Regions from separate parts of the Homo sapiens genome. Here region 2 is linked to region 1. A link is a contact called in ENCODE Hi-C or POLR2A ChIA-PET data. All regions are on one chromosome and are shown on one strand. The core of a region is the stretch at or near the end of the contact, and the rest is flanking DNA. Distances in the headings are between cores, read along the strand shown. Region 1 holds the start of HCG17 (HLA complex group 17). Region 2 holds the start of DDX39B (DExD-box helicase 39B).

Region 1 (3,706 bases), core at 876-3,375:
TGACTGGAATCTTTCAATATAGCTATTGATAACTAACACCCTGGGCATAGTGTGTCTCCAACTTATAGGTCCTGGAGTGGTTGCGAATTAAGAGACACAAAAGAGGCAATGAGATCTCCCTCAAGCGCAGCCTCAGAAGAATTGGAAATGCATAGGAGAGATTTATAAAACACAAGGCTGGCCCCCTACTCCATCCTTAAAACATCCATACTTTTAGCCATGGGTAAGTTGATTTAACTATCCCCATAACCTTTTCTCCTCCCGACCCCCATCCTTCTCCAGGGACCTACTGGAAGGAAGGAAATTTGGTAGATCTATGTGCTGAGAGATAAGTGGCCATGTAATGAGGTAGGTTAACAACAATTGTTCCTGTATATATTGTTGGCACACACAAATGTGTTTGATTTGGAGTAGGAACTGATAACTTCTTTGGATTTGAATTTCTTCTGTCAGCAATAGGAGAGAAGTTCAGTCAGATGATTTCTATCTGTGGGAATCCAACTTTGACTTGTGGTGATCCTACCCCTTCCTCAGTCTTTTACAAATTAAGTGGCCTCCTCACCTGAGACGAGTAGAACTGTATGCACAGTAAGGCACCAGGACGGATCTAGACTGGCAAAGAAGTGGTGAGAGAAATGGGGAAAGGGTTAGGGAAGAAGGGAGAGGACTCTCAACTACAGTCATAGTGAGACCTTGAGTGCCTCTGCGTTAGTCCTTCCTCTTCCTCTACTCCTTGTGTCTCAGCTGAAGGGCAAACTTCAGGGACAATCTCATTTTGTTTCTACCACTGTTCAGGGTCCCACCTTGCGACCCTCTCCTGAGAGGTTGTCCACAACTCTGTCCCACCCCCGTTCTCCATCTTCTTCCGCCAGATCTGGGGCTGGGGCATTGGAGAGGGGAAAGAGGAAACGTCGTGGCTGGCAGGGTAGGAAGGGATGCGTGTCCAGGTGAGAAAGAGGTGTGACGTGCAGATGGGATGCCCGCCGCTATGACGCTGCCGAGACCCGCGGTGACTGCGTCAGAGTTTCACCCGGGGAGGTGAGCAGCAGCGGGACGGGGGAACGGCGGGGTAGCCAAGCAACGCCGGACGCGCTGACGTCGCCGGGGCGGCAAAACGTCCGCCCGGGCCCGAGGCGGGCGGAGGCAGCTGTGGTTACGTGCGGGGGGCCGGTGACGCAGTCGCGGGGCGCTGGGACGCGGCTTGCGGAGCCGGCCGGCGAGCGCAGGCCCCAGGCTCGGGCGCGGCGGCGGGACAGCACCTACCTTCCCGGCTTCGGGTCCGGGAGTGCGGGGCGCGGAGCCGCCGGAGCGCTGCCTCCCTCCTTCCTCCTCCCCTCGCCCCCGCCCCGCGGCGCGACACACAATACTCGCCGGAAGCGGAAGCCGCGCCGAGGCTCGTGTCAGTGGAAGCTGGGGTGTCGGCGGGCGGCCGCGGCCGGGTCTAGCGGTGCCTGCGGAAGAAGGAGGAGGAGGGCTGGCGATGAGAAGCAGCAGGGGGAATCAAGGGCAAGAAGGGACCCAGAGGGGCAGGTGGCTGAGATGCTGGCGTCCAGGTGACCCGAGGAATCCTCTGGAGATACAGGCCCGCGCATGCGCGTGCTCGAGCGCTGAAGCCCATTGCCCGCAGGGCGCTGGACTGGCGCCCCGGCCGGCGAGGCTGTCTAGTCCAGGCTCCAGGCCCCGGCTCTGGCCAGGCGCCGCCGCCTCCCGGTGCAGCTGAAAGTCGACGAAGAGGGCGGGGCGGGGGCGGCTTGTGGACTTCCACACTTTTCCTCTCTTCGGGCCAGTCTGGGGAGAGGGTGGCTAGCTGTGGCGGCGGCCAATTACGTGGCGGACCTGCGGGGCTAAGCTGGCACGTCACTTCCGACTAGTGGAGTTTTTAGCCTTTTAACATTCAAGGATTAGGTAAGTTCTCCCCGCGGTAGACTTCAAATACTCTTTGTCCTGCCCCTGCTTGGCGAAATTTACCGAAATTATCTACCTATCCCGCTGGAGTGGGAGCCGGGGGAGAGCTGGAACCGCGTCTCTGCTGCTCACCTTTGTGTCCTTAGCTCCTTCGCATGGGGTCCGACCGCAACACGTGCGCTGGATAAACGCTTGTTAACTGGGTGAGAGCCAAGGCCTGTTCTTTCCACTTCTGGGGCTGTGACTTGAGTTTCTCCGCAGGAGCAGATAGTGTTTGTGTAGGGACTGCGGACTTTTGCATTACAGCCTCCCTGCTTTGCCCGCCTGCTGCTGGAAGCTTAGCAGGTCAGTGATTTTGGAGGAAGTGGGTGAGGTGATGAGGCTGGGGAAGAGTATGCTGGGAGAGGTGTGAGGGGCCCGGGAAGAGGTGATGGGGCTGGGGAGGGGCTAGTAGTGGGTAGAGGTGTGAAAAGGCTGAGGAGGAGGGGTTAGTGCTAGGAGGGGTGTGACACGGCTGGTAGAAAAGATAGCTTGCTCCGCCTCCCCGCCGCCAGCACTAGTCATGGAGAATATTCATTGAAAGAGATGAGCAGATTTTGCTGTACTCTCCTCGGTGAGAAAGGGCCCTAATTTCCGGTGTAAATTGTGCTGCTGTTTACAAACACCCTGCATTATTTAACCTCTCATCTTGGGAGCCAGAAACTATTTACTTGCTGAAAATATAATCCAGTATCTAAGGTATAAAGATTTGGGATCACACATGCTAATTACAGTTGTCTACCTTTACTGTTCCTTTTTTTGTGCCAAGAATTGAAGAAGATTAAATTTGAGAAAATTACATTTGATACCTTTTTTCACATTGCTATGTAGCCGTTAGGGATTTTAGCAGCAGCACTTGTTCTAATTCACAAGATGTCTCACTTGTAAGGGTAGTTTGAAAGCCACTAACTGGGCAGTGAGCCTCCTTAGCCGTGGCTTCGGAGGGAGAGAGAGATTTGGTTTTGATTTGTTAATTTGTGGCGCTTAAGATGTTGATAGCCCTCCTTTCTGGCTTTCTGTTTGTAGATAACCAGGAGGAATGTGATTAGACTAAGGAAATTAACAAGAGGAGGTCCAGTTCTAAGGACTGTGAAGAATGTGCTTGCCTAGAGACTGATATTAAGGGGATTTTATGCTGAATATGGAAGGAAAAAAGGGAGACTGTCTAGGTAAAACTATAAAATTATGAAGCGCAAGTAGTATGACATATAACAGGGCTTGGCAAATCTTTGCTGTAGAGAGCCAGAGAGGACATCTTTTTGGCCTTGTGGTCCATACTCAGCTTTCTCCTTGCAGTATGAAAACATCATTAGACAGTACTAAATGAAGGCTGGGCGCGGTGGCTCACGCCTGTAATCCTATCACTTTGGGAGGCCGAGGCGGGTGGATCACCTGAGGTCAGGAGTTTGAGACCAGCCTGGCCAACATAGCGAAACCCTGTCTCTACTTTTTAGTAGAGACAAAAATTAGCCGGGCGTGTGGCGCGTGTGGCGCGCACCTGTAATCCCAGCTACCTGGAAGGCGGAGGCAGGAGAATGGCTTGAAAGCAGGAGGCAGAGGTTGCAGTGAGCCGAGATCTCGCCACTGCACTCCAGCCTGGGCGACAGAGCGAGACTCTGTCTCCAAAAACAAACAAAAGCTAAATGAGCATGGCTGTGTGTCAATGAAACTTTATTATGGATGCTAAAATTTGAATTTAATAACATTTTCAAGTGTCATTAAATACTCCCCTTGGATTCTGGCCCTCCCTCCCCAGTCATTT
Region 2 (3,706 bases), core at 1,207-3,706, 1.2 Mb before region 1:
GTGAGTTGAAGCAGCCTCCTTTTGCCTCATCATTTCTCATTTTCAGTCACTTTGTTTTTTTTTTTTTTGAGATGGAGTTTTGCTCTTGTTGCCCAGGCTGGAATACAATGGCGTGATCTCAGCTCATTGCAACCTCTGCCTCCCAGGTTCAAGCGATTCTCCTGCCTCAGCCTCCCAAGTTGCTGGAATTATGGGTGTGTGCCACCACGCCTGGCTATTTTTTGTATTTTTAGTAGAGATGGGGTTTCGCCATGTTGGTCAGGCTGGTCTCAAACTCCTGACCTCAAGTGATCCACCTGCCTTGGCCTCCCAAAGTGCTGAGATTAGAGGTGTGAGCCACTGTGCCTGGCCTTCAGTCACTTTCTTGTTTTTTGTTTACATATTCCCTAAACAGCCCAAATGGCTATCCTTTGAAACTTCTTGGAGAAACAAGAACAAGTAGTACTTTATTATTTCTCTAAAGTGAGAAACATGGTTCCTCATTTGGGAATCTGAGGACTATAGATCGCAACTGTAGAGAAAAGCTGGAGTGTAGGAGCAAGTGCTCTTTGCCCCTTTACCTTGCATTTTCTTCATAGCACTTACTGCTACTGGTTTTTTGAGACAAGGTCCTGCTGTGTTGCCCAGGCTGGAGTTCCAGCTCACGGCAGCCTTGACCCCCTGGACTCAAATGATCCTCCCACTTCAGCCTCCTGAGTAGCTGGGATTACGGGCGAGTGCCACTATGCCTTGCTAATTTTAAAATTTTTTGTAGAGATGGGGTCTCACTTGCCCAGGCTGGTCTGAAACTCCTGGGCTCAAGCAATCCTTCGGGCTCGGCTTCCTCAAGGGTTGGGTTACAGGCCTGAGCCACTGCACCCTGACCACTTATCGATACTTGACATTATATTTGTGTTTATGTGTTTTCTTTCCTGTAATGTAAACACTGTGAGAACAGGGCTGTTCACCGTTGTGTCCCCAGATCCTAGGACAACATGTGGCACAAGGGAGGCAGTTGATAAATACTTTTGAATAAATTAAATGATACTTGGGAAAATACCTTCTATGACACCATTCTTGAATTAGTTACTTCATTTGTCACTGAAGACAAGCTTACTTCACCAAGAATTTGAACCAATAAGGTAACCTGCAGTGTATTTACTAACCAGATTCTTTGAGCAGGGAGGCAGAATACAATAGAGAATGAGAGATGTTTGCATCCTGGCTGTAACCTCACCAGCCGTACTGCTTGAGATATGTTGCTTTGCTTCGCTTCTGTCAATAAGATGAGAATAACGGTACCTACTCCTTAGTATTAAATGATTAAGTATGTTAACAGGGAGAGGGCCAAACGTTTGTTGTTTTATTACACAGCAGGACATCAGGTCTTACTTTTGTAGCTCCCCATCTCAAAGACGGGGATAGCAAATGTTTCATTCAGGAAAAAAATCCAGGTTGAACAATGGGGCTGTTGGGGCGGGGCCAAGAACATTCTGCTCGAATTAACAGTATTAATGGGCCGGGCGCGGTGGCTCACGCCTGTAATCCCAGCACTCTGGGAGGCCGAAGTGGGTGGATCACCTGAGGTCATACATGGGTGAAGCCCCGTCTCTACTAAAAAAACAAAAATTTGCTGGGCGTGGTGGCGGGCGCCTGTAATCCTAGCTACTCGGGAGGCTGAGGCAGGAGAATCGCTTGAACCCGGGAAGCAGCGGTTGCAGTGAGCCGAGATCAGGACATTGCACTCCCGCCTGGGCGACAGGGCGAGACTCTGTCTCAAAACAAAAACAAAAACAGTATTAATGGAATGTAGTATAACCCTCAAGCCCTACTATTAACACTTGGGGCCGAATCCAGACCCCGTCTTCCCGCTCGGATTCAGAACACCTTCCTGACTCACTGGCCCTAGGGCATCAGCTACCTCGGACAGCATCCTTTTGGGAAAATACCGCCCACCAGCCCCACGACTGGGAAAGAGTCGGGAAACACCCCCGAGCAATCCAGTTCCCTGAGACTTCCCTCCTCCCTCCCCTCAGCTAGGGCCTGCCGGTTCCTAGTGCGTGCCCAGCAGTCCTCAGGTCACCTTCACTACCGGGCCAAGGACCCCGTGGGAACTCGCAGCCTTCGCCACACTCGTTCCTCGCGCATCCATGGAGGGGTGCCTACAGAGAAGACCTGCGTGGCAAAAACCTAAACGAAGAGATGAGGGGCATGGAGAGGAGTAGGATAAGAGAATAAAGATAACAGTGGGGGGGAGACGTTAGTTTCCTTTATATCTTTTGTTACTGGCGGTAGCAGTGAAGTTAGAAACGGTTTTAAAACAAATTTCAGACAGGCATTTTCCAAAGGCAAGCCTGGAGCGCACGGATCTGTATAACCGCGGAAGGCCCTGTTTCCGGTCCCTTGCGCCTGCGCTCTTGCAGCCAAGAAGGCGGGAGGCTGGAGTAGAGGGAAGCCTGCAACCGGAAGTGAAGGCAGATTTCCCTCCTTCGTCGCTGTTGCTGCCGCCATACGCGCTCTCCCTGTTTAGGTAAGCTTTGGCCTTCGCTACAATCCGTTTCCATCTGCGCTTCTCCGCACCCATCCCGTCACATGGGTTCCTGATACCCTTTTCACAGGCGATGGTCTGGTCGCTGGGGCCTAGTTGGTTCGCTATTTCCTTAGCTTGCATCCCTTTCGAGAGCAAAGAGCTCCTGGGGGAAGGAAGGGAAGCTAAGGGGGGACCCAATCCAAGATGGTGTCCTCGGCGCCATTGTGTTCGTTTTGCTCCCTTCTTCCAATGGGTTCTTCTCATATTGGAGGCCTCAGCATCAATGAGAGGCGGCGCTCGGCGTCCCTTGGTCTTGGTATTTGCGGAGGGCGGGGCTCTTCTCACCTTCCTTGTCCTTTCTTGAGCTCTTTCTCGGCCCTCGGTGGGACTGGGAGGAGGAGCTGGTTTCTGGGCCCAGTTGGATTTTTCTCACCTTGACTTGCCCAACTTAATTTGGAGTGCCTTCCAAGTGTTTACGATACGATTGGTGTCATTGTATGTTTCTCCAAAAGGAGTCTCACCTTCGTAGCGTAACAGTGATGTGAGACCACTTGGTAAAGATCCTGTTAAAGCCTGGGCGGGGATTGCCTTTCTCTGTCACCTATTAGCTTTCTTATTGTAGGGTGGAGACATGAATTTTGTTTTTTTGTGGCCGAGCCATTTGTCTTGCACCGCCCCTCCCCCCCATGCTAATTACACAAGGCTTGCTTAAACAGCGGAAGGGAGGATACTGAGAAGTGGGAGGCTGAGAGCTATGGGAGGTGGACGGCGGCCATATGATGTTTTCTTTTCGAAAGGTGAGCGCTTTGCGCAGTGATGACCCTCATCTATCACCCTTGACTGATGGCTGCTGAGTTAGGCATCCATAACGGTGGGATTATAATAGGGAAAGCGGAGTCTTCCTTTGAGGACTTTTCAGGACTCTACTTGTCATCTCCATTTTCCACTTTACTAAGTTATTAGTCGTATTTTACCTTTTATTATCTATTCTATTTCCTCACTGTTACTTTCAGATCAAGAATTTATAAGTTGGTCTTCCCCTTCCAACTTTTCTGGTTTCCGCTACTGTGATTGCTAATCTTGTTGGGAACCTCTGTCCTAACCACTTTCCCTGGTACTGCTTTTTCTGTTCTGTTATATTTGCTTTTCGTTTTTATGTTTTGTATCTGTTTTTCTTTCCAGGTAAAAGTTTCCTGG

What was found. Hi-C counts contacts between places; a loop is a spot of excess contacts on that map. ChIA-PET counts read pairs that join two places held with the same protein, here RNA polymerase II (POLR2A). Pooled maps may share reads with other maps.
Region 2: a loop to region 1 is called in a map of CD8-positive, alpha-beta T cell, with 5 times the contacts of the local background. The contact joins the promoter of DDX39B here to the promoter of HCG17 in region 1. A Hi-C loop is called at or near these places in 1 of 168 maps with a recorded cell type or tissue (CD8-positive, alpha-beta T cell) and 9 of 50 pooled maps. POLR2A ChIA-PET finds 5 or more read pairs at or near these places in 1 of 52 experiments (CD4-positive, alpha-beta T cell).

Annotation. Positions count from the first base shown.
Region 1 is chr6:30,324,553-30,328,258 of GRCh38, reverse strand. It overlaps HCG17 (HLA complex group 17), which reads left to right and starts at 2,125. Exons shown (of 5, transcript NR_052012.1): 1 at 2,125-2,250. It overlaps TRIM39 (tripartite motif containing 39), which reads right to left and starts at 1,332. Exons shown (of 8, transcript NM_001369521.2): 1 at 1,264-1,332. HCG18 (HLA complex group 18) reads left to right here and starts at 1,103. Exons shown (of 3, transcript NR_102327.1): 1 at 1,103-2,108. RefSeq lists an enhancer at 2,653-3,296.
Region 2 is chr6:31,540,753-31,544,458 of GRCh38, reverse strand. It overlaps DDX39B (DExD-box helicase 39B), which reads left to right and starts at 2,456. Exons shown (of 11, transcript NM_004640.7): 1 at 2,456-2,509. It overlaps ATP6V1G2-DDX39B (ATP6V1G2-DDX39B readthrough (NMD candidate)), which reads left to right. Exons shown (of 13, transcript NR_037853.1): 3 at 2,311-2,509. It overlaps SNORD84 (small nucleolar RNA, C/D box 84), which reads left to right and starts at 3,281; the gene lies at 3,281-3,358. DDX39B-AS1 (DDX39B antisense RNA 1) reads right to left here and starts at 2,155. Exons shown (of 2, transcript NR_133675.1): 1 at 2,063-2,155; 2 at 1,321-1,750. It also overlaps ATP6V1G2. RefSeq lists a silencer at 1,799-2,714 and enhancers at 2,028-2,949, 1,827-3,026.